3 separate regions of the Mus musculus genome follow, and all the other regions are linked to region 3. The links are chromatin loops, found by intact Hi-C in ENCODE. Cell type or tissue: left cerebral cortex. All regions are shown on one strand. Links, peaks and the distances in the headings refer to the core of each region. The heading gives the core; the rest is flanking DNA. Region 1 has its middle 22 kb from the start of Gm36419. Region 2 overlaps Minpp1 (multiple inositol polyphosphate histidine phosphatase 1). Region 3 overlaps Atad1 (ATPase family, AAA domain containing 1).

The links. A loop is a pair of places that touch in the nucleus more often than their neighbours do. Peaks named below come from ENCODE experiments on the same cell type or tissue, not always from the same donor. Only the 100,000 strongest peaks of a DNase experiment are listed, where the experiment ranks them.
Region 1: a loop joins it to region 3, with 3 times the contacts of the local background. A loop is called at or near these places in 16 of 42 quality-filtered maps.
Region 2: a loop joins it to region 3, with 3 times the contacts of the local background. A loop is called at or near these places in 24 of 42 quality-filtered maps.

What each region holds. Positions count from the first base shown.
Region 1 is chr19:32,515,772-32,526,493 of GRCm38, forward strand. No RefSeq gene overlaps it. Among named protein-coding and RNA genes, the nearest start is that of Gm36419, 22 kb to the right of the region's middle. In left cerebral cortex, for the core only: a CTCF peak has its summit at 5,825 (motif pointing right); a DNase peak (open chromatin) is centred at 7,165.
Region 2 is chr19:32,488,322-32,499,043 of GRCm38, forward strand. Minpp1 (multiple inositol polyphosphate histidine phosphatase 1) reads left to right here. Exons shown (of 5, transcript NM_010799.2): 2 at 3,017-3,214; 3 at 5,550-5,647; 4 at 10,063-10,196. Among named protein-coding and RNA genes, the nearest start is that of Minpp1, 7.9 kb to the left of the region's middle. In left cerebral cortex, for the core only: CTCF peaks have their summits at 4,203 (motif pointing right), 5,389 (motif pointing left) and 6,035; DNase peaks (open chromatin) are centred at 5,350 and 6,868; H3K27ac peaks cover 236 bases.
Region 3 is chr19:32,684,086-32,694,807 of GRCm38, forward strand. It overlaps Atad1 (ATPase family, AAA domain containing 1), which reads right to left. Exons shown (of 10, transcript NM_026487.3): 7 at 3,148-3,237. Among named protein-coding and RNA genes, the nearest start is that of Atad1, 23 kb to the right of the region's middle. In left cerebral cortex, for the core only: CTCF peaks have their summits at 5,883 (motif pointing left) and 7,437 (motif pointing left); DNase peaks (open chromatin) are centred at 3,806 and 5,824.

The DNA.
Region 1 (10,722 bases), core at 3,225-8,224, 170 kb before region 3:
CTTACCATTTTGATACCAGCTAAAATGCTTCCTAGTTACTTTAATGTTTAATCAGATAAATGGTCTGGTCAGTAAAACTGCTCTAATTTAGGGATTTTAGGGATACAGCCAAGAGATTTTTAATACTCTCTCCCATTTTGTAAAATGTAAGCCAGCAAGCTGGCTCAGTGGATGACGATGCCTGCATGAGCACTTTAGTTTCATCTCCTGGCTTTCCATGGTTGGAAAGAACCGACTCCTTCAAGCTGCTCTCTGACCTCCCCATGTGCACATGCGTGCGTGTGCTCACCCGTATACATGCTCAAGTAGTAAAATTTAAATGCATAGCTAGAGGCATGTTCAAAAGTAAGTTAATCACTGGATTATATGACATTGCCAATCTTTTTGAACGGAATTTTCTAAGATTAAAAAAACGTAGCACTGATGAATAATTAAAGCAATAAGCCCACACTGGGGAGCTTTAAACGTGGTATTCATGATGTGAAAAGAGGGTGCACAGCATGCCGGGCAGTGGTGGCGCACGTCTTTAATCCCAGCATTGGGAGGCAGAGGCAGGCGGATTTCTGAGTTCAAGGCCAGCCTGGTCTACAAAGTGAGTTCCAAGACAGCCAGGGCTATACAGAGAAGCTCTGTCTCGAAAAAAAAAGGTTGCACAGCATTTTCAGAACCGAGTTCTAGAATAGCAAGTATTCAGAGCTGGGCACTGATAATTACTGTTAACAAGGAAGAGACGTGCCTCTGACAGGTATAGCCGGCACTTCCAAGATAGCATGAGAGACAGACCCTCCAGAGTGGTGGCCCTCTCCAGCATCCGGATAAAAAGAGAGATTTGGGAGAAGTCTTTTGCTGTTGAATCTGGCTACTTCTCCATTGCTGCTGTTGTCATCACCCTCCAGTGAGATCAGACACCAGCGTCTTTGGGCTTCCAACATGGATTGAAGCAATTTCTCGGAACTCATCCATGCCTTCAGCACCGTACTGGGACTGCTCTTAGCCCGAAAAGATACAGGTTAAGCCGGGCGTGGTGGTGCACACCTTTAATCCCAGCACTTGGGAGGTGGGTTTTGAGTTTGACGCCAGCCTAGTCTACAGAGTGAGTTCCAGGACAGCCAGGGCTAGTTCGCATTGGTTATATGCTATTCTAGTATAGTACCACAAATGCACACACTCTGTGCAGACATGATGGAGATTCATTTACCCTTCCTCCAGGATACAAATCCTACAAAGAAGATATGCTTTGAGTGAAATTGGTCCCCATAGACTCATAATTGAATGTTTGGTTACCAGTTAGAGGAAGTGTGTCTCTGGGGGTGGACTTTAAGGTTTCAAAAGCCTACACCCAAGCCTAAGCTCTGTCTCCAACTTTGGTAAGCTCTCAGCTATTGCTCCGGCACCATGCTTGCCTGCCTGCCGCCATGATGGTCGTAGACTAAACCTTCTAAAACTTAAGCAAACACCCAATGAAATGTTTTCTTTTGTAAGCTCCCTTGGTCATGGTGTCTCTTCACACCTTTAAATAGTGTAGATATAAAAATAATGAGCATCTTTCCAATCCTGTTTTACCTAAACGAACATCGTAACATACACTGCAGATCCCAACAAGAGAAGAGCAGTTTGTAGAACCTATGCTTCTCTGGTCCAGTTTTCCGTATTCACTGCCTAGAGTACTCACCATGCCATGCATAACTGAAAATCGTTGGGAGTTAGTTGAAAATGATTTCATAAAAAGGAGTCATAGATTGTGTATTGTTCTTGAGTGAGTGACTCAACTGATGTGAATTTTTTCACAAGGCTTCTTGATCCCCCATCTTTAGTACAAATTAGAATTTTGTATTTTTTTTTTTTTTTTGCATTTGTTTTGTGGATGTACCTTTGTGGTGATTCAGATGGAAACGTCTGCCTATAGGTTCATAAGGAATGGCACTATCAGGAGGAATGGCCCTGTTGGAGCAATACCTTGTTTGAAAAGGGAAGGAAGGCCCTGCGGGTAGACTTTAAGTTGGCAGATACTCAAGCCCCAAGACAGCTTGTGTGTCCGTCGTACATATGAAAATCCAAGGGCAACTTGCTGCAGTGGCTTGGCTACACTCAAGTCTGGGGATAGAGCACAGGTGGCCAGGTTTGAAGGTAGCCACCTGCACCTAATTGGTCCATCCTGTCACCCTGAATTGGTATTTTTAATTCACTAATCCCTTCTGAGTACATTCTCTGTTTGAGTACTACATTTAACCTATGGCCACGTAAAGATAAGTCTACCTTATTTTTTTATCCAAAGGTGTTATCTGAAAAGCGAGTATTCTTGGCGTCCTAGGCTGGCTAAATAACTTGGGATTCTTTGAACACTTGGTGTAATGTCAGAGATTATGAAAGTGTGATAGTAGTTGTTAGATTTCATCATTAACTAGGACTGTAGTTAATGTCAACCACATAAAGACACATGACTCAAATATTTGAGGTTAGAAGGTGTCTTAGTCAGGGTTTCTATTCCTGCACAAACATCATGACCAAGAAACAAGTTGGGGAGGAAAAGGGTTTTATTCGGCTTACACTTCCTTACTGCTGTTCATTACCAAGGAGGTCAGGACTGGAACTCAAGCAGATCAGGAAGCAGGAGCTGATGCAGAGGACATGGAGGGATGTTCCTTACTGGCTTGCCTCACCTGGCTTGCTCAGCTTGCTCTCTTATAGAACCAAGACTACCAGCCCAGAGATGGTCCCACCCACAAGGGGCCTTTCGCCCTTGATCACTAATTGAGAAAATGCCTTACAGTTGTATCTCATGGAGGCATTTCCTCAACTGAAGCTCCTTTCTCGGTGATAACTCCAGCCTGTGTCAAGTTGACACAAAACTAGCCAGTACAGAATGTAAGCAGCCATCCTTCTAAGCCACAACTGCATGTGTGCCTTGTGCTATGCTTTGTTGTTGGTTTTTTTTGATTCTGTGGTCATTTTGAAGTTGCCCACACTCACTTGAAACTACGTATATAATCCTGATCTTAACTATGACACTACAAGCAGAAACAAGCATGGGGATGAAGGAAAGCTTCCTCCTCTCCAGTCATAACCAGCTCACAATTCCAACGAATGCGTCGGAACTCCAGAACAGGTTCGTCCACATCCTTAAAGTTTTGGAGTCAGCACTCGGGAGGCAGAGGCAGAGGCAGAGGCAGGCGGTTTTCTGAGTTCGAGGCCAGCCTGGTCTACAGTGTGAGTTCCAGGACAGCCAGGACTACAGAGAAACCCTGTCTTGAAAAAAAAAAAAAAGTTTTGGAGTTAAATAGCTGAGTCAGAATATTAAGTAGGAAAATTGGTGGTAATTCAGGCAGCTCACTAATGACACTTGGAACTTGGCTGCCTTCTGCCAAACCTAAGCTGAAAATAAGCATTCATTCATTTGCTCTTTGTGGCTATGACCCTGAATTTGTGTCACAGATCACTGAATTGTCTCTTAGCCATTATTCTGATTTTTTCCTTCTGAACACCCGGTACACCTGGAAGCCCTTTTCACTTGCAAGCATCCCACTTACACCCGTTCAACGCTAACATTTATGTGTGAGAGCAGCTGTTTTGTGTGGCAGGCCTGCCACAAGATGAGATTTGTCTTGCTTTTCATGCCTGCCAGTTCGTAACACCACAAACTTTTCTTCACCATCATCTCTTCTTGTGGCCACCAGGCTGCCTTGGAGGCAAATGCCACGTCCTTATCAGGCCACGCTCCAAGACCGTTGCCTGGTTCCTAACTGTGATGAGGAAGCCTGAGTTTGAAGTCACGGATGACCCCTTGATCATTAATTGGGAAAATGCCTTACAGTTGGATCTCATGGAGGCATTTCCTCAACTGAAGCTCCTTTCTCTGTGATACCTCCAGCTGTGTCAAGTTGACACAAAACTAGCCAGTACAGAATGTAAGCAGCCATCCTTCTAAGCCACAGAGCTGGGAAGATGACAAGGATGACCCTTTTTTGGATAACCCTTGTGTGACTGGGAAACTTGTTTGAGTATTTTATTACATTATATGTAAAACAGCCACTGTGGAAAATGAGAGGAGGGCTGGAAGTTTTTTATTTTCTCTAATTTTCTTTCTACCAAGCTCAGTTCTAGTTGTCTTTTCCTTTCCTTTCCCTTTCCCTTTCCCTTTCCCTTTCCCTTTCCCTTTCCCTTTCCCTTTCCCTTTCCCTTTCCCTTTCCCTTTCCCTTTCCCCTTCCCCTTCCCCTTCCTCTTCCCCTTCCTCTTCCCCTTCCTTTCCGTTCCTCTTTCACTTTTTTTTTTTTAAGTTTATTGAGTACACTGTAAGTGAGTGGCAGGCTGGCCAATCACAAGAGTGGGGCCCGTAGCCAATACTGATTGTCTTGTCTGAATGTCAACAGTGTAGAAACTGAGGATGGAGAGATGGCTCATTCTGAACAGCTTGCTGCTCGGTCACGAGGACCTGAGTTCGTATCTGTGGCATCCACGTGAAAGGCCAGGCACAATGGCACACATCTGTAATCCCAGGGCTGTAGAGGCAGAGATGGGTTAGTCCCCAGAGCTCAAGGACCACCTAGCTTCACTGAAACTCTGAGCTCCAAAACGTAATGTGGAAATCAACTGGGGAAGACACTTAATATCAACCTCTGATTTCTACACACCTGAATATGCAGTTGGTGCACACACGAAGCTGTACATACACCTAATGCTTTGAGAAACTTTCAACAAAATAAATATTTGGGAAAAATAATTAGGGCTGTTTGCTTGTTCATTCACTTGGTTGATTTGGTTTGAGTTTTTGTTTGTTTGCTGTTTGAAACAAAGTCCTTCTGTGTATCCCTGGCTAGCCTAATACTCTTTATGTGTAGAGAACTTTTAATCCAGCAACATGGCTGCTCTGGCAAGGGATCACACTCAAAGAGCTTCTAGGTCTCTGTGATCTGGCTGGAATGCAGACACACTTTAGTGCACACCTTTAATCCCTAACAATAAAGGTAAGGTTCGTTTGTAGAAGGAAGCAGCCATGTTTGAAAGTCCTGTCTAACTGGGGGGCAGACAAAGTGACAAATCAGAAAAAGATTTGACAGAATGAGTCAGAGATAGGATACGCCCAACTCGCACCAGCACAGGAGAGGCTATGGAAGGGGGGGGGGAGGGCTGGAGGAGAGAGGTGGTGTGTGTGTATGACAGTTTTACAAAGGCAGGTTGCAGAGAGATCAAGCTAGACACAAGTGAAAACAGAATGAGCCAGAAAATGAGAATGAGCCAGAAGATTAGAACAGATTGCTGATGTTAGTATGAGGCCAAGCAGAGCAATTCAGGGAGACACAGAGAGAAGCCAGATTGAGTCAGTCAACTTGGTAGATCAGATTATACGAAGGCTAAGAGCTTCTAGGCCTAGCCTAGGCATAGTTAGAACAGAGGAAGAAATGCTCTGGGCTCAGCCCAAGCCATGGATTTGCACAGCTTGGGCGTAGCTCTCATCTCATCACTTCCACTGAGGAAATAAAACAGACATTTACAGTTATGTGGTTAGGTTGGCCTCAGATGCTTAGCAGTCCTCCTGTCTCAGCCTCTCAGTGTTAGGATGATAGGCCTCTTTCTGCCCAAGAAATGTTTATGCAATCCCAGAATATAAGTTTATAATATATGTATACAAATCGAACATTTGGTGATAAGAAACAGTTGTTTGGTAAACATATAATTCTACATTTTATTTAAAAAAAACAAGTTTACATACTATTAAGATAAGTGTGCTTTTTAAAAAGAGCAGCAGTACTTTCTTTTAAAAAAAAGATAGATTTATTTATTATGTATACAGTATTCTGCCTAAATATATGCCTGCTCACCAGAAGAGGGCAGCAAATCTCATTATAGATGTTTTTGAGCCACCATGTGTTTGCTGGGAATTGAACTCAGGACCTCTGGAAGAGCAGTCAGTGCTCTTAACCACTGAGCCATCTCTCCAGCCCGTGTGTGCTTATTTTTACTTAATTAAAATCATGGTCGAATGCTTGATACTGCAGAATGTAGGACATCTTCAACATTTCTCAGAGTTAATCAGTGCTTTGAATAATCTATACGGAGAACTCTGCTTTGCATAAATACATAGCAAAGAATGGTAGTGGCAATTTTTAAGGTAACTTCAGAAATAGTTGGAATTTCTATCCTAATCCCAAGCCAAACTTCACAGCTATCTCTTACGAAATGTAGGTCAACAACTCAGAAACAGCAATTCTTAAAATCAAACTTACTTTCTTTCTCTCTCTCTCTCTCTCTCTCTCTCTCTTTTTTTTTTTTTTTTTTTTTTTTTTTTTTAGAATGGATCAATTTGCATTTTTCCACATACTGGCTGACACTTAAGCCAGCAACATTGGCTGATATGCTGTCTTTTTTTCACTGGATGGTTTTGGCTTCTTTGTCACATATCAAGTGACTATAGGTGTGTGAGTTCAATTGTGGCTCTTTAATTCTATTCCCTTGAACTACCTGTCTCTCTCTGTGTACCAATACCATGTGGTTTTTAGGACTAAAAAAAATCAAACTTTCTAACACAATAAAATCCAAAGATATATGAATTTGATACTTTATATGGTATGGGCAATAGAAAAATGTTCCAAGACTCTGTTTTCCATTAACCCACTATATTAGCGTGCAGTAAAAACTTTATATGTGCAGTAAAAAAACAGAGCAGTTCATACTGCACGTCATGTCTCATGTCTGAACTGAGGTGTTTCGGGCTGTGCCCATTGGTGTTGGATGGCGTCGCATGATACACAGTCCTTGTGTGTGCTCAGAACCAGGGCTGCAGAAAGGCAAGAAAGGCAAGAGTACCAGAATCATCCAAGACTTGTTGCACATTTGATTTGTTTATTAATCTTGTTTGTACTTTCAGAAACCTTTTACTATTGCTGATTTGTTTTTGTTTTGTTGTTGTTGTTTTCTTTTGCAACTCTCTCCCCACATTGAATTATGTGACTTCCATATGGTGTAGCAGCCCACAGTGTAAGAAGCTGTGGACTGTCTGAGCGTACATTGGTGAAATCTGTCACCAGACACGGGCAGCTAGGAAAAACCTGTTTGATTCTGAATGCTTTTCTTATCCTTGGGGTCTGTCCACTGGCTTCCCTTCCTTGAGGGAATCTTTCTTTCTCTCACCTTCCTTAGAATGCAGAAGAGTAGGCGTGCTCCCAGAAGCTGTTGATAGTTGGAGATCATGCTGAGGGAGGGTGCCTTCCTGACTGATCTATTTTAGCTGTAGAATAGCAGTGCCCTTATCTAACCAAATACTGTAGGCCGAGGGAAGTCCCTGGATCTCCGTACCATGCTACAGAGTTCAAGGACTCCATCAGCCAGGGCGTTCAAAAGGCAAGATAGAAACAGTTGTCTTTTTCCTGGTCCTGAGCCCAACACAGGACACTCCCAGATGTGCATACAGACCTCGGAGTAGGTGGACTCTACACTGTCTAACCATGTTGCAAGGCTTCAGGTTTTCTAATAAAGAGGGTGAGGTCGCCAGGGTCACACTCAGGAGCTTCTCCAACCTGCTTCTAATTTTGCTTCAGACATCGACCTGCTGGAGGTGAGAAAAATCAGGAAAACCTTTTCAAGCTCCAACTGCTGTTGGCCTCTGTGGTGGGAACGTTTCCTGGAGTGTATTCACCCCAGATAGGACCCTACCCCAGATAGCACTGAAGGAATGTATCAATTTGCATTTTTCCATATACTGGCTGACACTTAAGCCAGCAACATTGGCTGATATGCTGTCTTTTTTTCACTGGATGGTTTTGGCTTCTTTGTCACAGATCAAGTGACCATAGGTGTGTGAGTTCAATTGTGGCTCTTTAATTCTATTCCCTTGAACTACCTGTCTCTCTCTGTGTACCAATACCATGTGGTTTTTAGGACTAAAAAAAATCAAACTTTCCAACACAATAAAATCCAAAGATATACGAATTTGATACTTTATATGGTATGCCACTGTGCCTAGCTTTGTGAACCGGTGAGTTTATCAGGCTTACCTAATGGAATACAGAGGACCCTTAAAACACCAGCATCACTGGAAGTCCCAACCAAGCACGAGTGTAGACCTCTCAAACACTGCAAAGATAGAGGCCCCTTTGCCTAACTGTTTACCGCCTAGTCACCCGAGGTAGCAGTGTGCAGCTGTGTACAGTTGCATGAGGGAACAAGTGCTGCTTAGGAGGTAGGGCGTGGCTGGCCTCCCTGGTAAGTCTCTGAAGCTTTCCCTTCCTCCTATGAATGACTGTGCATAGTCTTGCTGCCATTTCCTGCCAGTACTCAAAGCTGCTGATTCAGATGCTAACGGCCATGCTATGCTCAGAGGACAACATTCCACAGCAGTCTCACTCTTACAAAAAAAAAAGTGCTAAAAGCGTGTCTAGCAGACCTCCACGTTGCTTCAGACACCTCTTTCCACCTCCCAAAATCTCTGATTACTGTGTATGTATGTCATAAGCACTTTCCTAGATGGATACCTGTGTTCATTGGCATTCGCTCAAACACGTGTACAAGAGCCAGTCCTAAGGGAATCATCTCATGTAACGTTATAGCATACCCTAAAATTCTCCTACCCAGCGATAGACGTGGTGTTAGATTATAAATAGGTTCTGTATATTATAGAATAGCACTGGGCGGGGACCATACCTACACCTGAGAAGCCCTGGAGCACAGGAAGATTAAGTTTTCCACTTCATCCTGATACTGCGGTTAGTGCTATGAGGCCCATCTGGCCAGTGAGAAGATGGTGGAAGTTAGTGGTGCTATTTTATATTTCCTATAACACTTTAGGCTCCATCTAAATTGGCTTCAGCTCCCTCGGGACTAGCAGTGGAATTAGGACACGTTTATTTGGGGCTTTGTAGTCTGTTTCCATGATGCAGACTAATTGTGAACTACTGGACTCTCTGACTGCATCCCTGCCATAGAAATGTGTTCCAGATGCTGCTGCCCTTTGCCCCCTGGGGCCACTGGCTGTAATTGCTGAGACCAGGAAGTTGTAAGAAATGGAAGCTAGAAACAACTTAGGATGGGAGCCTCATGTCCAACCTCTTCAGTTTCTCCTGTCTCCCATGCCAGCTGATCGAACCACATGCTTAGTCTAGAAGGTTTTTTTGTTTGTTTGTTTGTTTGTTTTTTAGTTCATCAGGGGGTTGGACAGGCTCTTGATTCTTTTCTCTTAATTACACTCATTTATTTGTTGGGGTAGGAGGTGCATGCCGCTGTGTACTTGTGAAGGTCAGAGGACAACTTGTGGGAATCGGTTCTCTCCATCCGACATGTGGGTCTCCAGGATGGAGCTCATTGTTGGCCATGGAAGCAAGTGCCTTTACTCTCCGAACCATCTTGCTGGTCCAAGTTCATTGATTCTTGTATTAAACCATAACCTAGAATTATATCTGAAGTTTTTCAGAGCAAGGCACATGTACTGGCTGGTTTTGTGTGTCAACTTGACACAGGTTGGAGTTATCACAGAGAAAGGAGCTTCAGTTGAGGAAGTGCCTCCATGAGATCCAGCTGTAAGGCATTTTCTCAATTAGTGATCAAGGGAGAAAGGCCCCTTGTGGGTGGGACCATCTCTGAGCTGGTAGTCTTGGGTTCTATAAGAAAGCAAGTAGGGCAAGGTAGGGGAAGCAAGCCAGTGAGTAACATCCCTCTGTGGCCTCTGCATCTGCTCCTGCTTTCTGACCTGCTTGAGTTCCAGTCCTGACTTCCTTTGGTGATGAACAGCAATTTGGAAGTGTAAGCTGAATAAACCCTTTCCTCCCCAATTTGCATCTTGGTCACGATGATGGTGCAGAAGCAGAAACCCTAAGACAGCACAGCTCACACCTGTTGGAAGTTATTAAAATAAGGTGCAATCTATACCTTGCTGTAATTCCATATAGAGCCAAGTTGCAGCATATGTTTATTGATTTTATTTAAAAAAAAAAGAAAACCCCACCTGTTAGAGCAATAATTGTGACTCTGGCATGAGATTACATACCAGAGGTTAAAAATGCTGTGTGCTCATATGTTTTATGTGCATGCTGTGTATGTGTTAATTAGGTTTTAGCCCCATTTTTTATATGTCCGAAATCTTAGGAGAATTCTCAAAGAAAGAAGATATCTACGTTTGACCTCCATCTCAGTCCTCACTCAGTGACACAGCTGTCATCTATATAGGCCAGACCTCACTGTCCCACTACTGAAACCTGTTGATTCCATAAAGCAGGTGGCTTGAACAGAGAGATGGATGAAAACGTCAGGGCTCTGCCACCAACTTGCCATAAGCTGCCTGTACTGCCTCGTGGCAATGATCTCCATCCTTCCTCGTCCCCATGTAATGGAGTATGCCTTCTGCCTGTTGCAGTAGCTCTGTGAGGGGCAGCAATCACCATACCACCACCCCACTGTTTGACACGAGTAGAGTCTGGTATTCCTGAGGTAACCCTTTCTAAATCTGTATCTTTGTTGCCCTGCTTCCTTCTGGGCAGTCCTCCCATGGGGCCACTTTCCTTTTGCACCCACATTTCAGCCATTTTACCCCCTGCTCCTTCATGGCATGGTCTTACACCCTCTCTCATGGGGAAAATCCTTTCTCCTTCACAGTGTTTCTTGCCCTGGAGAATCCTAAAAGTCCCACTTCTGTCTCCCTGCCCAGCCATTGGTCGTTGGCAGCTTTATTTCACAATCAGAGCCAACTGGGGGCAGGCTTCCTGTAGCCTATGTGTGCGACACTGTAAATGGGTTTC
Region 2 (10,722 bases), core at 2,930-7,929, 200 kb before region 3:
TACTGGGGCATATAAAGTTTGCAAGACCAATGGGCCTCTCTTCCCAATGATGGCCAACTAGGCCATCCTCTGCTACATATGCAGCTAGAGACATGAACTCTGGGGGTACTGGTTAGTTCATATTGTTGTTCCACCTATAGGGTTGCAGACCCCTTCAGCTCCTTGGGTACTTTCTCGAGCTGCTCCATCGGGGGCCCTGTGTTCCATCCAATAGGTGACTGTGAGCATCCACTTCTGTGTTTGCCAGACACTAAAAGCACAATGTACACTGTGTAAAAATATATTGGACCTCGTAGGCTAAATGAATTTCTGTCTCAGATTGTATTGCCAGAGATCAGAACAGCTCAGGGTAAAGCTGTCCCTCATTGTTTCAGTCACAGAGTAACTCTCTTGTCATCTGAGATGGGTGGCTTGCCTATTGTGTACATGGGCTTTTGAGAAAGGCCATAGAATCAGATTTTAGGTTTTTGTAGAAATGAACAATGATTTGATAATGGTAGGTTTTTTGGGGACCATATAAGAAGATGATAGAATTCTCTTATTTAGGATGTTTATATAAGAACTATAAATACAACTGTCAATTAGAGTAGACAGAATTACCATTTGGGGGAATATATTTACATATATATTTGTATTTTTGCACATATATCCAACATAACATGGTCTAGCTTGGTTTTCCATGTTCAGACACAGAAACAATAGTGTTCTTTTCCTCCTGGAAGAATGACAATGGCAACATTTGGAGTATACTTTGGAAAAGGCCCCAACAGTTGAAGCATGGTAATGAAAGCTTTTCCAATTAGTATTTGTTGCCAACTTGTGAAAATAGTGTAACTTAGTAAATGCTAACCAGGAAACTGGCTGAGAGCTTCAGGCAGGTGAGCCTACCAGAGGCAAGCCTCTGGCTTCTGAAATGAAACAGCAGACCCAAAATATTAATGTTGCTTTGCTGGGTTTTGTAGTTTATGTCAAAACAGAATATTTCGTAAAGTAAGGCAGTTTGGAAAAGTTAGCTGAGAAAAGGAAATGCTCTTCTTGGAGTTTTGCTCAGCGAAATCTGGAAAGTAAGGAAATACTCTTCTTTTTTTTTTTTTTTTTTTTTTTTTTTTTTGCTTTTTTTTGGTTGTTTGTTTTGTTTGTTTTTCGAGACAGGGTTTCGCTATGTAGCCCAGGCTGTCCTGGAAGTCACTCTGTAGACCAAGCTGGCCTTGAACTCAGAAATCTGTCTGCCTCTGCCTCCCAAGTGCTGGCACTAAAGGCGTGCGTCAAGACGCCCAGCCAAGGAAACACTCTTCTTGGAGTTTTGCTCAGCGAAATCTGGAAAGTGCTGGTTTTAGTTTGCTTCCTTAGCCAGTGCTGGAAGGAAACAGTACTTAGTAATGCAAGACCCCCCCCCCCCATGCTGGGCCTCCACTCAAGTCCCGGGATGAGCTGGCCAACATCCCTGATGCAAACTAGCTGAGGCCGAACCCCTTGCAGGGCAGGGGAGTTCGACCCTGAGCGGTGACAGTAAGGGGCTTTTTTTTTTTTTTTTTTTTTTTTTTATGAATTTTTCTTTCTTTTTTTTTTTTTTTTTCCCATTTTTTATTAGGTATTTAACTCATTTACATTTCCAATGCTATACCAAAAGTCCCCCATATCCACCCACCCCCACTCCCCTGCCCACCCACTCCCCCTTTTTGGCCCTGGTATTCCCCTGTACTGGGGCATATAAAGTTTGCAAGTCCAATGGGCCTCTCTTTCCAGTGATGGCCGACTAGGCCATCTTTTGATATATATGCAGCTAGAGTCAAGAGCTCCGGGGTACTGGTTAGCTCATAATGTTGTTCCACCTATAGGGTTGCAGATCCCTTTAGCTCCTTGGCTACTTTCTCTAGCTCCTCCATTGGGAGCCCTATGATCCATCCATTAGCTGACTGTGAGCATCCACTTCTGTGTTTGCTGGGCCCCGGCATAGTCTCACAAGAGACAGCTACATCTGCGTCCTTTCAATAAAATCTTGCTAGTGTATGCAATGGTGTCAGCGTTTGGATGCTGATTATGGGGTGGATCCCTGGCTATGGCAGTCTCTACATGGTCCATCAGTAAGGGGCTTTTAACAGCTAGCTGAGGAATTGGGAGGAGTTGGGAGGAGAGTTGGGAGGAGTTGGGAAGAGAGTTCTTCTCTTTCAGGTGTCCTTGGTGAAATTTACAAGGCAGGAGTGGGGAGTGAGCTCTTTCTGAATTTTTATCTCCCATGTCCTCAGCACAGGAAGGCAGGCATCTCTGGTTGTAAAGTATAGAAACAAAAAGGCTTTTGCTGGCTATAGAGAACAAAGAGCTTCCTTCTAGCTGTATTTTTAGAGATCAGGGAAAACAAGCTTGGGGAACGTCCAGGGGCTTTACCTTCCAGGGAGAAACGCTCTAAGTCCGGGTCTCACAGTAACAGGTTTGCATTTTCATGCTTTCCTGTTACTCTTGTTGCAAGAAAATATTTATTTTATGTAAATTATTTCCTTGTATAGCATTGCTTTAAGTCATTTTCAGTCTACTTTTTAAAAGTCTTTTCTAGCATATCCGCTGGTACATTATAATTGTTATAAATGAAGAAGCTGGGCTAGGGATGTAGTGGGTAGAGAGTTGGCCTAGCATACAAAGGCCCTGAGTTTGAGCCCCAATCCCCCCCCCCCCAAAAAAATGCATGGAGCAAAACATGATTCTCTTTGGGGCTGAGGAGATGACTGTGGGGTTAAGAGAGATTATTGCTCTTACAGAGGACGAAAGTTCGAGTCCCAGTACCCCTGTCAGGCAGCTCACATCCACCTAACTCCAGCTCCCCAGAATCTGACTTCCTCTCCTGGCTCCACTGGCCACTGTACCATGCTCTTGATCAATGCTTGTTTCAGTTTTGGTTTCTTTCCTCCCAGACACAGCTTAATCATTTGTTAAATGTTTCCTTTTTACCCTTTACATTTTCAGTGACTGGAAATTGTAACTTATGCCTGTGACTTACATATGTGTGCTCTTTTCACTTCAGATATGGAGTGTGGCCCTCCAAGAATTAATGATAAACTAATGAGGTTCTTCGATCATTGTGAGAAGTTCTTAACTGATGTGGAAAGAAACGAGACGGCTCTTTATCATGTGGAAGCTTTCAAAACTGGACCAGAAATGCAGAAGGTCTTAAAGAAAGTTGCAGCTACTCTGCAAGTGCCAATGAACAGTTTAAATGCAGGTAATATTCATGCTGTGTTTCCCTTACATTCTGTTTTAAGTAGTTTGGAGGTGTTAAATGTAAAACAAGCCAAAAAAAAAAAAGTCACTCTTCTTAAGGTCCATAGTTAAATCTATGTTAACTAAATAGTATGTCTTGGGTCAGGAAAATGATATACCGGGCACTTATTTTTATTTTCATCTTCTTTAAATCTTTTATAAATTATTATGCAAGGTCCTTAAATGTAGGTTTTTTTTTTTTTATGAGAGCCTCATTTCTAAGTATTACTTATAGTGTAAAAGTTGCCTTTTCTGAATTATCTCTTAGTAAAATAATACAAGTAAAAAAAATCATATACATCCTTTAATTTTGGGAAACTTTAGGACTGCATGTTAATGTGGGAGAATGGTAGGTTTTAGTAAGTGAAAAGTCAAGTGGGGTTTGTAGCTTTGTCTGTAGAGATTCTGAGGGCATGAGGTTCTCTCTTGAACTGCTGTAGTGGAGTGCTTGCCTGGAGCTTGCCATCTGTAGGGGACGCTTTGGAGAGTGGAAGCAGATGGCCGTAAGAGGAAACATGGTCACCTAGCAATGGAAAATTAAGAAAATGAAGTGTTTTCTTATTTTCTAGAACTTTACAACTTATTGGATATTGGTAAATACTAGTAGGTAGAGAAGAGATATTGTGTCTCCTACTGTGGATTAGTTTCTAAGATATTAGAAGAACGCATTGGAGGGAGGGAAAGGTTGAAATCTCCCGGGCCTGGCTTGGTGATGTGTCTTCTGTTTGTTTTGTCATTCGTTTCTGGATATAGATACACCACTTCCTAGTCTGAGAGCTAAGACTGAGACTCTAAATGAGCCATGTCATGGCATCAGACATGCGCAGTATCAACATGCCACACTGACTTATTACGTGTTGGGAAACATTTCCAATAGCTTTTATGTCTATTCCTAGAGAAATACATTTTTATGTATGTGAGTACACTGTAGCTGTCTTCAGACACACCAGAAGAGGGCATCAGACCCCATTACAGATGGTTGTGAGCCACCATGTGGTTGTTGTGGATTGAGCTCAGGACATCTGGAAAAGCACTCAGTGCTCTTAACAACTAAGCCATCTCTCCAGCTCCCTTTTAAAAGATTTTTATGTGTGTTTGAGTGTGCGTGTGTCTGTTTTGTGTGTGTGCATGCACATATATAACTACATGTGTTGCCTGGTGCCTATGGAGGCCAGAGGAGGAGGTCAGATCCTCTGGAACTGGTTACAGAGCATTGTGAGCTGCTGTGTGGGTGCTGGGAGTAGAACTTGGATCTTCTGTAAGAGCAGCCAGGGTTTTTAATTGCTGATCCATCTTTCTAACCCCAAAGTGTATTTGTTGTTGTTGTTAAATATTTACCTCAGACATTCTTTAAACTGAACTGATATGGAATGCATATAGTATCAATTAATTAATGTTGGTCCCATTTCCTTTGGGAAAGAAAAAACAAACAGTAAAATGAACTGGAGTAATGCTAGCACCCCTGCAGTTTGCACCTCATCTCTTCTCTCCATCATTAAGTGTTACCCACTTGTTTACCAGAGAACACAGTGCTTGGCTGGTGTTGACCAAGGCCTCCTTTAGAAGCCCAAGTACTCAATGACCTATCCCTTCTTTTAGTACCCATTTGTGCCTAAGTAAAGCAGTTAGCAGTGTAAAAACCCCTGGTTCCTTTTTCTGAAACCTGCTGTGATTTCTTGGGCAGCTAAGTTTGAAAAGCGACCATTCGTTCCCTCCTTGCTGTTTGAGGTTGTCCTTTCCTGTGTTCTGCTTGGAGTCAGCGTCTTTCTCCCGCCCCTTCACTCTCTTCTTCCGTCTCAATCTTCCATGGTGTCTCTGGTTATGTACCTAATAGTTATAATGTGAACTATTGTGTAGTTTTAAAAACTGATAATAAATATACTTTATCGTTATTAATGTTCAAGTTGGGAACTAAACAAGACCTTGGCTCTCCTTTTCTCCCTCTGAAGTTATCAATATCAAGTTCTATTTAATAAGCCGTTGGGCTAACCCTCTGTTGGGTTTCCTAGGCAGCCTGCACTTAGCAACCAACTAGTTCTAAAAACTAAAACAGTTTCCATTTCCAGAGGGCTGCGTAGTCTCATTGGATTGAAGTGTCTCCCACACGGTCCCCTCTAGTGGTGCAGCTGGCTGTTGGCATCATGCAGGCCAGGCTTTGATCCTCCGTCGTCTCTTCTCCAGAAACTCCGTTTTTTCAGCTGTGCGTTTAACTATGCACGTAACCTTTTATGGGTCTGTAGCCTTTAAAGAACCAAAGAAACTAGTAACTCACACATTTTACCTGTTCTCTTCCCCAGACTTAATTCAGGTAGCTTTTTTCACCTGTTCATTTGACCTGGCAATTAAAGGTGTCCATTCTCCCTGGTGTGATGTGTTTGACGTAGATGATGCAAGGGTAAGTATTTTGTTTATATTTTTTCCTCATGGTTTTTGGTCATTATTTGAATTTTTTCTTATTATTACTTAGAGCAGCTTTTCAGAAAATCGGTAGGATTCGGGTATACAAACTGCCCGGGACTAACTCCCGATATTCCTAAGTAAGGAGAATAAATGCTTAAGTGGGTAAATAATTGGGTTCATGGAACTCAGAAAAATGGTAATTTGATTTCTAAGTGGTGCCCCTCGTCCCAATTAAAAACCGACTGCTTGGACAGGTGGCAGGCTAATATAAAGCTGAGTGGGCTGCAGAGAGAACCATTTTCCACAGACCTGATTCACCCTAAGTAGTTTTCCTGAGAAGCCAGTTCCGATGTTTGACTGAGATGCTGCCTGGTTGCACCTGCTGGTGGCCATGGTTCACTTCAGTTTTCATTTCCTTTGTTTTCACCTGATTATGGACTTTTAAGGACTATAGGAAGACCTCCGATCTTAAGGGACTAAATTCTGTGTGATTCGTGAGTGCTGGGTGTAGAAAGGGAGGGTGGGACAGTGTTCTGGATTGTCCGGGATTATAGACCTCTGGGCCTTAGTTACCTTTACGCATATGTAAATGCCAGTGTTTCATATGGGAACCAAAAATTGCTTCCACATTCTAAAGAAATATACTCCTTGCCAAATAGAGCACGATTTGAAGCCCATGAGCTGCTTTGTTTTGTTTCATAGCGGCTCGGATGAGCAGTAACATGTCAAAGGTCACGCCGCCACGGTTCTTGTACCAGTGTAGGAGGGGCTCACGGGAGAGCTGAGGGGAGTGAAGCATCTCAGTGGATGACCGCTCTAGGGTGCTGAGTGCCGGGGTACACGGGTGTCACGTGTGTCGTTTCTTCCCCTCTGTGCTGAGTCAGTGCTGGGTGATTACTCCCCAGCCCGCAGTGACCTCTTGTACTGGGCTCAGGACTCATTACTTAGAAACTTCCCAGCTTTCCTGCCTTTAATGTGCCCTGTTTTGGATGAACATAGGATTTGTCTTTGGAACCTTGTATTTCATCTGCAGGAGTGTTTTTGTGGAGATAGAACCCAGGGCCGTGATTTCCAGGTGCCCTCCCCTCATTCCAAGTAAAAACCTGCTTCTGGGAGGAAGGATTGTTGAGGCCAGTGTAAAGCCGAGTTACCTCAGGACGGTTTCCCACAGACCTGAGTCTATGGGTTGGGCTGTGACATCTCCGTAGAAGTCACTAACCTTGCTCCCCGCTTCCTTCTGCCCTCTTCTGTTCCTCCTCCCGTCCGCTTTCCGCCCACCCCAGCCAGGTTTCTGTTCTGTATCTGAGCGACAGCACGAGGTGCCTGTCTTCTTTTCCCTGTTTCTCACTTTCATTTCTGGACCTGTGCTCCCTTTAGACGTCTTTCTTCTCCCTCATTCCACCTTTGGCTGGACACTTTTAAAATGAAAAGAACACCATTAATAATGTTACCAGTGTAAGTACAAAGAAATCTCTGGTCACCGTTCCCATGTCAGAACATCTCCTCTCCTCCCTCCTCCTCCTGCACGGGTCCAGGGGGTGATCAGGTGATCAGGAGATCACTTTCAAGATTATAGAAATGATAATTTCTGAAAAAGGAGAAATGTCATTTAACTTGTTTGCCAAGGTTGCCATAGTTGTGGAAATGTTTGGGATGTGATTCAGTTGGCTGCCTGCTTCCTTCCTGTTCTGAGTGGCTCTGCCCATGTGTGGCCCCTAGTAATGACCGACCACACCTACTTCCAGAACACACACCACTTTCCTTGAGGTGGTCATCACCTGCCTCTGCTGACCCTGCCTGTGTGCATCCCTCGACCACCCTTATTAACTTCCTTGTCTTTCAGACATTTTATTCTTGCTTTCTGTACATTGTTTCCTTCCAGCAGGTGATTTCATGCATGGCAAAACCTGACGCCACATCTGTCAAACACCTCAGGGTGCCCCTGGAACTTTTGATGTTAAAGACATCTCTTTTCAGAATTATGTATTTCTTTATTCCTATGAGTCCTCCCTCTTATTTGTTCCAAAATGATAGGGTGAGCACTTGTGCATCCAAACAAGACCATTCTCTTCCATGCCATGGATAGATGACCATTCATATCATGTTTTCAGGCATCACAGTATATATCGTAATCACACCATAGAACGGACATCCCAACACACAATTTTTTACAGGCATCTTAATAAAGCCCTCTATAGTTGCTGTTCTTAAATTCAGAGTCTCTTCAAGGATGTCTGATCCATTTGGTGGTGTGTCGAGACTCCTTCCATCTGGAAAAAGGACTCTAGATTTCTTTCATTTGCTGTGCACTGGCATCCCATAGGAATCTAGGCTTTTTTTTTTTTTTTTCCTGCAGAATATATTGGGTATACCTAAATACATAAGTTCAGATTAAACATTTTTGACAAGAATTCTACTTGAAATCCTTCTAAATGTTTCCCATCATAAAGAATGATGTCAGTTTGTCACATCCTTGATATGTTTGATCACTTGATGAGAATGTTGCCTGCCAGGTTTCTGTGTTGTGGGTTATCCCTTTTGCTTTGTGTGATCAAAGAACTTATGTAAGCAACCATGAGTTAACAATTTGAAATACATGTTCAAATAAATTAAGAGTTTCCTTTTATCCGTAAAAGGCAGTTAGTTAAATATGTCTTGTGGCTACATGACTGGCCCAGTGGTTAAGAGCACTTACAGTGCTTACAGAGGACTCAGATTCGCCCACACTGTGGCTCGCAGCCTTCTTTAACCGTGGGAGATCTAATGCTTCCTCCGGTCTCCAGAGGCACCATTCACGAACACACACATGCACATAACTTTTCGTAATTAAAAAAAAAATTATATAACTCTGTCTTTTAAAGTTCTTTTTTCAGTGATTTGATTAAAAATAACTTTATCTGTTAGCCCTTGGAACTCACACAGTGAGGCAGGTCACACGGTGAAGCACTCACGGATGAATCAGATTGTACCAGGGATTTACCTGAGGCTAATTCACTGCTAACTCGGGCATAGTTGAAACATGATTGACTAAGCGATTCTTGTTGAAGTTGGATGGTGGGTCCACATGAGATTGTTATATATTACTGTAGCATATTTTTGTGTTTGAGATGTTTGAAAGTTAAAGATGATGGCTTGGTGAGATGGCTCAGCTGGTAAAGGTGCTTGATGCCCAACCTGACAGCCTGAGCTGAAGTTGTCCTCTGCCCTCTGCCCTCTGCCCTCTGCCCTCTGCCCTTGACATGCACCAGCCCATACAAAGATGTGCTTCTGTGTGTGTGCAAACACACACACACACATACACACTAAATGTACAGTGCATTTTAAATGAAGAGACAATTACACAGTTCTCAGCACCATGGAGATTTTTGGTTATCTGGGGCCTTGTGGATAGATGGACCCTTTCTGCTGTTATTTAGCCAACAGTTGTTATAGTGGGTGTTTTATGTCCGGTGTTTGCTTACAACTGAAGATTCTGACGTCAGATAAGCACATGGAATAAAAGATGCTAACAATATGCTTGCCTGTGGTGATGGGACAGTTAAGACAGAAGTCTTGTTGGCAGTCAGGCAGGTCTTTATAGAGATTGCAGAACCAGCCACTCCCTGTCACATTGCCTGTTTTTACAGCTCTGCACCATCGTCTGTTGTAAATGTTCCCAGAGTACCGTACTCTGTGGCCAACTTTTGTGTTTAAGATGTTCACATAAAAGTCATTCGCCTTATCCAGATCTGCCATCTGGTAAACCTGTCCCCAGCCTTTTCAACAGCAACTTCTCTTTAGATCTTTGACTCTAGTTATTTGCTTCCTCAGATTTTCTTAAGTCAGTTACGTAACTTATACCTGGCTGTAAGCCTGTTGAATCTGCATCTTCAAGCCTAGTTCATGACATACGTGTGCATAGGGGATTTGTAATGGTCACTTGTCACTGTTTTCATTCCTAATGCTATTGTGTTATCTCCGAGTAGATTAACATACTTTTACCTAGTTGCCTTTATTTTGAAATCTGTGCGTTGTATCTTCCTTCCCCTTTGCTGACTTTGAGGTGTTTGTTTGGGATCCAGCACACTGGTCTAACTCTGTCCTAAACTTTGACTAGCACCAAGATTCTCTAGGAGCTCTTGTCTTAATATTCTCACAAATCTGCATTGACTATAAGTCAGAAGGCGTGGGACAGAGCCCATGGCCCTCATTTCCCATTAGCCCTGGTGCAAAGTTTTGGTGCCACAGGTGTTGGTGGGTGCTGGACCGTGGAGGCCTCAGATGCCCGGGGCGGCAGTTGTAGGCCGTGAGTGCTAAGCTCTGCTGCCTGCTCTCTAATGGAATTAGTGCAACTTCTCTGAGAATTATTAACAGGACTTTGTTACATTTCTGGAACTGTATTAGAATTACTTCTGAAATGTTTCTCTTTAGGTTCTGGAATACTTAAACGACCTGAAACAGTACTGGAAACGAAGCTATGGCTACACCATTAACAGCCGGTCCAGCTGCAACCTATTTCAGGACATTTTTCTACACCTGGACAAAGCAGTGGAGCAGAAGCAAAGGTAAAAGCGTCTTTAAAAACGTGGAGTACAAGCCGGGCGTGGTGGCGCACGCCTTCAGTCCCAGCACTCGGGAGGCAGAGGCAGGCGGATTTCTGAGTTCGAGGGGGCCAGCCTGGTCTACAGAGTGAGTTCCAGGACAGCCAGGGCTACACAGAGAAACCCTGTCTCGAAAAAACAAAAACAAACAAACAAAAAAACCCCGTGGAGTACATCTGGAACTTACTATTTGTAAGCTTCTGGAAAATACCATACAATGCATAATTTTTTTTAAACTATATTTTTATAAAACCTTGATATGGTAATTGATATTAACCAATCAATATATTAGTTTTGTTGCAGTCACACTTGGTATTGTCTCCTGATGATGGTGTTTTCTCTCACATTCCCTTTGTAACAATCACTGCGGCTGCGTGTGCACTGTAGTGTGGGGGCCCTTGCCTTACGTGTGCACTGGCCTTTATCCGCTTCCTGCCGCAGTGGCACATGGCTTCTTTCTAGTTTCTGTTGTAAAATGGCTTCTGCTATG
Region 3 (10,722 bases), core at 3,457-8,456:
TTTAAAAAGAATACTGAGCAAGTGATTTTTCTACTGTTTTCCCTTTGTAAATTCCTGGATAACTGATAAAATGGCAGGGTGGTAGAGGTTAAAACAAGGTATCATAAGACACTGGACAGTAACTATCTGTGGGTAGTTCACTCAATGCTGTTTCTTATTCGTGCCTGGAAAATAATACACCCTTAGTATTTATTGAGTAAAAAAAGAAGTACACTAAGATAACAATGTCTTCCCAAAGCTCCTCATGTTTTGACACAGGATGTACCTGTTTTGGAACTTACTATGTAGACCAGGCCGACTCAAGCTTGAAGCAATTTCTCTCCCTCTACCCCACCAGTGCTCAGATTACAGGCATGTACTACTATGCTGGCTAATTTCCTATACAGTCATACAGTTTTCTTTCTTTTTTCTTCTCTTATTAAATTTATCAAAGTTCACCATCGCAAAACTCCTTTTAAGTCAATTTTTAATTGTGCCATTTATTTATTTTAAAATTTAGCATTCTAAAGTAACTTTTTTCATTATGGCATTTCATAAACGGGCTATTTTCACTAACAATTAGAGGACATGATTAATACACTTCAGTAAAATATCTGTGCTCATTAACACTCATTAGTGAATGTTTATGTAACTGTTAACGATCTCCCTTCAGTGATCCATGGTACTTTTACATCAGAACAGAAGCCACACTTAATTCACTGTACAGAATTACAGAAAAGCTGCTTATGCTGGAGAGCGCCTCGAACCCCAGCACTTGCAAGGCTCAGGTCATCCTCAACTATACTGTGAAGTCAAGCCAGCCTGGGCTACATGAGAACCTAGCTAAAACAGTAAAAAACAGTAGCAGTAGTAGTAATAATAAATAGGACTATCATATATAAGTAATGATGATAATAAAATAAGAAACATCTTACATAAAAAGATGGATTTTAAATTCGTCATGGATAAATTCATTCTTATTAAGAAAAGATTTTGAACTCACTATAAAATCACATAATAAATGAGACAAAGCTCCGTTGTTTCCATACCTCGGTCTTTCTAACAGAAAGGTTAGATGTGTTAGATGATCACCAACAACTATTTTTCAGTTAATAAGTATTTTACTTGGAGAGGAATTTTAGGATCAGTTTAAATTCTTTGACAATGTAGCTAACACACAAAAGAATTACCCCTAAGATACATTAAATAAAATGAACAATGACAAGATTCCAGCTTGTTTGTTAACAGTATATACATCTAACAAGTTGATGAAACCTACTATAATTCATTTTGATAATGCACACTGTATCATATTGACAGTTTAATAACCAACCCTATTTTTAATACAACAGGTACATCAAAATCCTTAGCTGTCTTTAGAATTACATCTCAATTTTTAATTTTTTAAGTCTTTTAAAAAATATTTATGTTTCGGAGAAGTACAAGTGGAGGTCAGCTTACTTTCTGTAATCTGTTTTCACTTTCCACCTTGTGGGTTCCTGAAACTAGGTCAGCAGGCTTGGCTGCAAGTGCCTTTACCTTTGAGCCATCCTGCCAGTCCTACAACTGAATTTCTGATAAAGATCACTAGTGTTAGTATTCAGAGCCTCGTAGGTAAACAAATGTTCTTTAAATTAGTCTACTATCTTGCCTGGAAACTAGAGAATGTATGTGAAACATACACAGTCCATGTAAACATCGCAGGAGTCTACCTTCCCAGACTGACAGACATCTGTTTTCCTCAGTGCTCTAAGTCAACACAAACCCACCCACTAACTGCTTCCACACTCTCTTATCTTTGCTCATTAGGACTCGAAGGCCTTGCTGGTCTCATTTATCTACCTCATTCTCTGTTGTTCAAAAAGACCTCAGTGATTTATCCGATTAAATGATTTTATGTATGTAGGTATGTGTGTATATGTGTGTGTATGTATGTATATATACATATATATATACATATATATACATACATATATATATATATCCCCAGAAGAACCAGAAGTGTTGGCTCTAGCACACGGCTTAGCAGAGTAAGTGTACAGAGCCCACGACCTTAACCTTAGGAGCCCGTTTTCACTGCATCAACTGAATCTGACAACTGAGAGAATATAACTTCAAGGTTAGAATGGAGTTAGGTTAAAAATTGTAAGATTATAAATGGAGTTATATTTTTATTATAAAATCTGAAAGGATAAACTAAATTCCCTTAAGTGCCTATACATATAATATGCTGCTCATATAGAACACATCACCTGCCATGAGAACCTATTGTTTTCAGTATAAAAGCTGACTAAATTCACAACTGTATAAATTGTTTTCCTCTATAGAAAATATAGGATGTTAAGAAGTTATAACAGCCTATTCGAGGGTAAGGTAGCAAGGAGCTCCTCGCTCCTGTGAACCAGCACTGTGGAGCAGCACTGAGGAGCAGCACTGAGGAGCAGCACTGTGGAGCAGCACTGTGGAGCAGCACTGTGGAGCAGCACTGAGGAGCAGCACTGAGGAGCAGCACTGTGGAGCAGCACTGTGGAGCAGCACTGAGGAGCAGCACTGAGGAGCAGCACTGTGGAGCAGCACTGTGGAGCAGCACTGTGGAGCAACACTGAGGAGCAACACTGTGGAACGTGGGCCTAGAGTCTGAGGTCAGCCTGCGCCTGCGCTCTGTGGTGGGTTTCCTATTAGAGTTCCAGGCTCCAGGGTGCGAATGTGTCAAAACCAAATGGAAGCAGAAGTGGAATGGCATTTTTCTTCATAGCCACAGCACAGTACATTGGTTCTGGAACCACTAACTTCGTAATAATCAATCTCAATTGTTCTAGGCTAAGAATTCAGAAAACAATGATCCTTTAACCTCTAGTTCCCAAATTTAATTCTGTCTTAATCCAAAACGTTAATTCGATTTTCTTCTGTATCTCCCTAAGGTAAACTACTAAAGCCTGTAGGCAATTTTGAGGTACTTATCTACTTCTAGGGGAAAGGGCAGATGCACTGATCTCAGGATAAACTAAGAAAAACAGAAAGGCACCAGAGAGGGCACAGCCTACAGGAGTTCCTTATACCTTTCTTTTCCAGAAATCCAAAAACCAAATGATCCTGTTTGTAAGTCACAGATAAAAGCCTTCTCAGAAGGCAATTACTTCCCTCTTCAATACAATAAAGACTACTCACAGGCTGGTTAATATGAAATCGTGTAGGCATTCTTCGCATTATAGCGGAGTCAAGGTCTTGAGGGCGATTGGTAGCTCCCATTACTATAACCTAAACATATAAAGACAAACGAGGCATTAATTAGCTCTACCGACAATATTTTCTGAGATCATTATCATTGGGAAGTGGCTTTTAAGCTAATCATTTAAGAGAAATTTCATGGTAAACAGCATTAGTCAAATGTTTATAGGTAAAATTGAATTTAATCGTAAGATTAAAATAATCAAACAACTGCATATCTGGAAAGACTGGTGAAAACTCACTGGATTTCTACTAAGATGTCTACTCTTCAGTTATAAGATCCATTATTGCAGAAGTGTAAGTTTCCAAAAACACTGTATTTCACAAATATAATAAGTACCTATACCAATGAATTATAAAAATGTTAATATGCTTTGTATTTTACAAAATATGGTTGGTTATTAAATGACTACATCCTGGGAGTAGGAGTGAAAGGCACCCTTTAAGTCCTTTCACAACGTTATAAAAAAGGCATTTCCCTGGAAGTGTGAGGCTTCTGATGGCAGTTGATTCATTTTAGGTGCTTTCTCTCTGGATTTCACAGCCTCATCTCACTGGACCACCAGCTCCGTGGGTGGTACGCTAAATTTAAACCTTACAGGATTTAACTTCAAATGAAAGCTGGGAACCAAAGCAAGCATGAAACTCTGACAAGGGCTATGGTGGCTCGCAGAGGGCTGCTTGCCCAGCATGTAAGAGGCTCTGTGCTCACCCCAACCCTCAGAGACAACAGAAGCTCTGAAAGGAGGGGGAAAGAAAACTTCTAAAACATCGGGGATGGTGGAATTACAGGGCTGGAAATGGAGAGGAGCCTAAGGAAAAAAAAGGTCCAGCAACAGGCCCAATGTGGGATCCAGCTCAAGGGAAGGCCCCAAGGCCTGATACTATTACTGAAGCTATAGAACGCTCACAAAAAGGGACCTATCATGACTGCCCTCCAAAAGATCCAACAAGCAGCTGAAAAGTCAGATGCAGATTTGCACCCAACCAATGGACAGAGCAGCTGACCCCTGTTGTTGAATTAGGGAAGGCTGAAAGAAGCTGAGGAGGAGGGTGACCCTATAGGAGGACCAGCAGTCTCTATCTGGGCCCCTGAGATCTCTTAAACACTGGACCACCAACCAGGCAGCATACACCAGCTGATATGAGTGAGGCCCCCAACACACATACAGTAGACTTCTTCCAGGTCTGTGTTCATTCAGAGATAAAGCACCTAGCCCTCCAGAGACTAGAGGCCCAGGGAGTTTAGAGGTCAGGTGGGGTGGGGGTGGGGGCATCCACGTGGAGACGGGGTGGGATGGGGAGGAGATATGGGATGGGGAGGGGCGGAGAATGAAACATGGAGTATAAAAAATGAATTACAGATAAATTTTTTTTAAAAAAGGAAAAATTCTAAAGGAGAAAATATGCTATCAGTCCTACCAACTTCTGAGTCTATTAGTTACCTTTTAAAAAATACAGAAATGGCCGGGCGAGGTGGCACACGCCTTTAATCCCAGCACTCGGGAAGCAAAGGCAGGTGGATTTCTGAATTCGAGGCCAGCCTGGTCTACAAAGTGAGCTCCAGGACAGCCAGGGCTACACAGAGAAACCCTGTCTCGAAAAACCAAAAAAAAAATAAAACAAAATAAAATAAAAAATACAGAAATGAAAACAACTTTAGAGGTTGGAGAGATTGCTCAGTGGTTAAGAGAACTGGCTGCTCTTCAAGAGGATCTGAGTTCAGTTCCCAGTATACACATGGCACCTCGAAACTGTCTGCAGCTCCAGTTCCAGGGAATCTGACACCCTCACACAGACACACATGCAGGCAAAATACCAATGCACAATTTTAAAAAATTAAAAAGAAAAACAATTTTTAAAAATCAACAAAAATAAAAACAAAGATGTTCTAAAGAAGGAAAGGTCTTGGCTTGTTTTTTTGAAACAGGGTATCGGGCTGGTGAGATGGCTCAGTGGTTAAGAGCACCCGACTGCTCTTCCAAAGGTCCAGAGTTCAAATCCCAGCAACCACATGGTGGCTCACAACCATCCGTAATGAGATCTGACTCCCTCTTCTGGTGTGTCTGAAGACAGCTACAATGTACTTACATATAATAATAAATAAATCTTTAAAAAAAAAAAAAAGAAAGAAACAGGGTGTCATTATGCAGTGCTGTCTGCCTTGGAATTCTAGCCTCACACTCACATCACAGCTCTGCCCGCCTCTAGTCCTCAGTGCTTAGGTAAGACACTTGTCACCACACTTGGTGACAATTTCATAAGGATATAAATAACCTAACGGCAGATATACCTGCTATATACAAACATAATATTATTATATAGGAATATACTTATCTAGAATCACTAGTACTATTTCTGCCTGACAGTTTTAGATTTCTCAAATAACTCTAAAGTAAATTAAACTATCTACCAAATTTTATATTCTAGTTTTGCTTTTTTTTTTTTTTTTTTTTTTGGTTTTTCAAGACAGGGTTTCTCTGTAAAGCCCTGGCTGTCCTGCAACTTACTTTGTAGACCAGGCTGGCCTCGAACTCAGAAATATGCCTGCCTCTACCTCCCGAGTGCTGTAATTAAAGGCGTGCACCACCACGCCCGGCCTATTTTTACTCTTTACATGTAATGATATTTAAAATTACAGGGTAAAATTATTGTTAATTAGCCAAGTCTGCCATCTAGAGGGGACAAATGTAAGTACAAATACATATTTAAATTCCACGACATTATGCAAGTCTGTATATGGATCAAGTGGTCCTAAAACAAAATCTTACCACTCTGATTCTTTTATTTTTATTTTCTACATTTTGTTTGATTAAAGTAATAAATTTAAAATGTCTACCAAATGTAAAAGATGGGTAAAAGTGACTAAATGAGCTATTAATCGAATAAGGGAAAAAGTACAAGTTCATGTTAGTGTGCGCCTTTAATCCCAGCACAAAAAGACAAGCAGATCCCTGAGTTAAGTCCAGCATTGTGTACATAGTGAATTTCAGACCAATCAGGGTTACAGAGTAAGACCCCTCCTCGTTCAAAACAAAAAAAGTACAAGGGTATTTTGATATACTGTTAGGAGGAATGTGAACTAATATTGAACAAAGCTTGTTGAAAACTGCAAAAACCACAAAAAGCACCGTGTGTATCTACAGCAATGCTCTAAAAAGTAGACACAAAAAAATAAATAAAAAGTAGACACAAAAAAATAAATAAATAAAAAGTAGACACAAAAGCAAAACCTTAAAAAAAGTGTGCTAAGGGAACTGGAGAGATGGCTCAACAGTTAAGAGAACTGGCTACTCTGTATACAGAGTACTCATATATATAAAAATACATAAATCTCTAAAAAGCCAGCAAACCTAACATTACACTTCAAATCTTTATTTATGAAGATACTGAAAACACCATTATTCTTTATGTCTCACTTCTCTAAGAAGGAAGACTGTATCATTAGTTGCTAAGGTGCCAGCTGTCATGACAGGCTTCATCCACCACTTACTGTTGTTTCTTTTATGATGATACGTTTGCCAGAAAGAATCTAACGTCCAAGCATTATCTATCAACAGTCTTTGAAAACATAATCTGAAAGAAAAACTGTTTCCCAAAAAAGTAAAATACATTTAAAACTGATTCAATGGGCTGGAGAGATGGCTCAGCAGTTAAGAGCACTGACTGCTCTTACAGAGGTCCTGAGTTCAATTTCCAGCAACTACATGGTGGCTCACAACCATCTGTAATGGGGCCTGGTGTCCTCTTCTGGTGTGTCTGAAGAGAGCAATGGCGGTGTACTCATATGTATAAGATAAATAAATCTTAAAAAAAAATTAAAAAACCTCTGACTCATGATTATAAATATAAATTTTAACCTTTTCTACATACAAAAAAAGAAAAATAGCAACACTATCATTCCCTTCTTCAAGCCAAAACACATATTAATGAAATAGCAATTGTTATTTGTGGGGGAAAAAATTGTGGTTTTGCAAACCAAAATGCCACACACTGTTGAGGAGCTAGCTCCCCATGAATGGCTAGAGTCTCCTCCACTGCCTCTATACTGTACAGTCTGCTGTGAAGAAGGCATAATCCTAATACATCTTCTTGCACATGGCCTAACTGTCCAACCACTCAAACACATTAAACATTATTATTGGGGGCTGGAGAGATGGCTCAGTGGTTAAGAGAACCAACGGCTCTTCTGAAGGTCGTGAGTTCAAATTCCAGCAACCACATGGTGGCTCACAACCATCCGTAAAAAGATCTGATGCCCTCTTCTGGGGTATCTGAAAACAGCTACAGTGTACCATATAATAAATAAAGACATCTTTAGAAAACAAAAACAAAAACAAAAACAAAAACAAAACATTATTATTTAGGAAATTAATTTTGGGCAGTTTGTAAGGTATTTCCATTAATAAACCTTACACTTTATTTTACTGAGTTTCTGTGTAGCCTTTGCTGACAGGGAGCTCACTATACAGACAGACTAGACCTCCAACATATAAAGATCCACTTGTGTTAGCCTCCAAGGAGTGAGATTAAAGACATGTGTCACCATACCTGGCTTATTTCTAAGACAGGGTCTTACTATACAGACATGACTGACCTACGCTCACTAAGTAAATCAGGCAGGTATCACACTGCAATGGCTCTCGTACCAACATTCTACAAGCTGAGGTTACAGGCATGCACCACTGGTCTACACCAATCTTATATATTCATTAAAGCCAACTATTAACAGGAAATGTTCCATAAGTGTCACCCTCATTTATAATGTGGTTTCTTCTCTAACCATTATACTAACTAAAGGCTGTTCCCCTCATCATAAAACTGTATTTCAAAGAGGTGATGAAAAGGACACATTCTCATTTTCTGGAGAATAATATGAGTTCTGAATCTGAGTTCCAATTTATGGTACTAGGATGACATCAAGAGACTCACTTGTATGATGTGTACATCAGACACTCTACAGGTTAGGGAAACTTATGAGAAATGGCTATAGAAAGCCTGGGCTCTTGGGTAGCAACCCAATGTGCAGAGCCAGTGAAGGGTTCAGCAGTGAGCAGGCTACACCCAGCCTGAGGTCCTGAGTTAGGATCCTGGTGCCCTCACAGAAGGGGAGAACCAACGGCTTCAAGGTGTCTTCTGCCTGACTGCCACAAGCACGCTGCACCATGGAGACTCTCCCACGCTAAGGGTTTTTTATTTTATTTTAAATTAAAAACACAAGCTGGGCGGTGGTGGCGCATGCCTTTAATCCCAGCACTTGGGAGGCAGAGGCAGGCGGATTTCTGAGTTTGAGGCCAGCCTGGTCTACAGAGTGAGTTTCAGGACAGCCAGGGCTACACAGAGAAACCCTGTCTCGAAAAAACAAAAAAAAAAAAAAAACAAAAAACAACAAAAATTAAAAACACAAATATACAATATACATAATCACTAAGACTTCATAAGTCACAACTAAGTAACATGGATAAATCACTTGTACTAAAAGGAAATATGTGGTGCCATGTGTCTGCAATTCCTGTGCTCAGGAGAGAAAGGATTTAAAGTTCAAAGCCAATCTAGATGACAAAGATGACATCTTGACTTTACAGTAGTTCTTTCCCTTCCACTGAATCTATATCTAGCATTAAGGAGATTTATTAGCATTCTATTGTATGTAAAGCCATCAAAGTAGGTGATCTTTTTCTTGCTCTTTTATTTTTATATTGCAATGCTGAGGACTAAACTCAGGGCATGCTAGGTAAACACTTGACTACTACATCCCTAACCCTTGACTTTCCCAGATAGGCTTCACAGATAGCACCGGCTGCTCTGCTATTGGGAATCTCCGTGTCAGCTTCCTAAACATTACAATTACAGGCTAGTGGGTCTATACCAGCCAGTTTTGTTTTGTTTTAAAGATTGATTTATTTTATATGTGTGAGTACACTGTAGCTGTCTTCAGACACACCAGAAGAGGCATCAGAACCTATTACAGATGGTTGTGAGCCACCATGTGGTTGCTGGGAATTGAACTCAGAACCTCTGGAAGAATTCTTAACAGCTGAGTCATCTCTCCAGCTCTTTGTTTTGTTTTGAGGCAGGATCTCACCACATAACCCAGGCTAGCTGTAACTTTTGAAATCCTCCTGCTCCTACCTTTCCAGAGCTGGAATTACAGGTAAATGCCCCAACACTCAGCCTATCTCTTGTGAAAATGAAATCAGCAATGATCATTTACTAAATTTGTCTGTTAAAAATACATTGTTTGTTAGAGTAACTGTATTTCTTTTGTGTGCATGAATGTTTTGTGTGAATGCACTCATACGTACTGCTTTGCATCCCTATTGAACCCACTAGAACTGGACTTTCTTGTGGTTATAAGACACCATGTGGTGTGTGTGTGTGTAGGGGTGGTTCTGATGCTAAGGTCCTGTTCCCCAATTGGTTCTTGATCTAGCAGTAAAGAAGCCATGGCTGCCAGGCAGTTGTGTCACACACCTGTCACACTCCCAGCACTTGGAAGGCAGAGGCAGGTGGATTTCTGAGTTCCAGGCCAGCCTGGTCTACAGAGTGAGTTCCAGGACAGTCAGGGCTACACAGAGAAACCCTGTCTCAAGAGGAAAAGAAAAAAGAAAAAAAAAAAAGCCATGGGCCAATTGCTGGGCAGAAGGAATAGGTGAATTTCCAGGTCCCTGCAGGAAGAGACAGATGCAAGGAAAGAGTTCTCCATGCTTTTGAGGGAGAAAAGGTAGCCAGCCATTCGAGATCTTGAACAGAGCGGTTGGTGGCTCGTGGCTGCTCCTACAGGTGGGAGGTAGGGAATGTTTAGCTGGGACTAGATGTAACTGAACAACTAAAGTTGAGGGCAGGTGGAAAGATGCAGAGCTTCTCCAGGCAGGAGATAAGTAGCGCCCAGCAATTGTGCCAAAAAGGCAAGTTGAAATTAAACAACTGTGTGTGTCTGTGTTTTTTATCCCTGGATTCAAGAGAAGCTGGGTGGGGGCTGGTAGAGCAGCCCGTTCCTGGAGCTTAGGTGCATGAGTCAGTGTGGATGCTGGAAACTGAACCTGGGTCCTCTGCAAGAACAGCCAGTACTCTTACCTGTTAAAGCATCTCTTCTCCCCTAATGTTATAATTTGTTTTTCAAGAATAGTTTATTTGAGGAAAAAGAAAAAGGTTAACTAGGAACACCAAATTGAAGATATTAAGTATCATGTAGTGAATCTGTCAGAAATCAGTATTATGGGGGAAAAAATGTGAGCACAAAATAAATTATCTGATTGGCTATGGTTACAAAATTTCCAGTATTTTTATGAAATGGGACCTCATAACGTTGCTCAGGTTGACCTTAAACCTTTACACTTTCAGTCTCCACTTCCTGTATAACTAGGATAACATGTGTGGCCACTGTGCACTGCAGGTTCTGTCTTGATTAGTGGTCCCATAGCAGCATGTGCAACTGAACGCAGGGGCAGCTCCAGGGGGTCAGAGTACAGTATTTTGTTTCACACACACCTTGTCCAGAAATGACACAAGTTC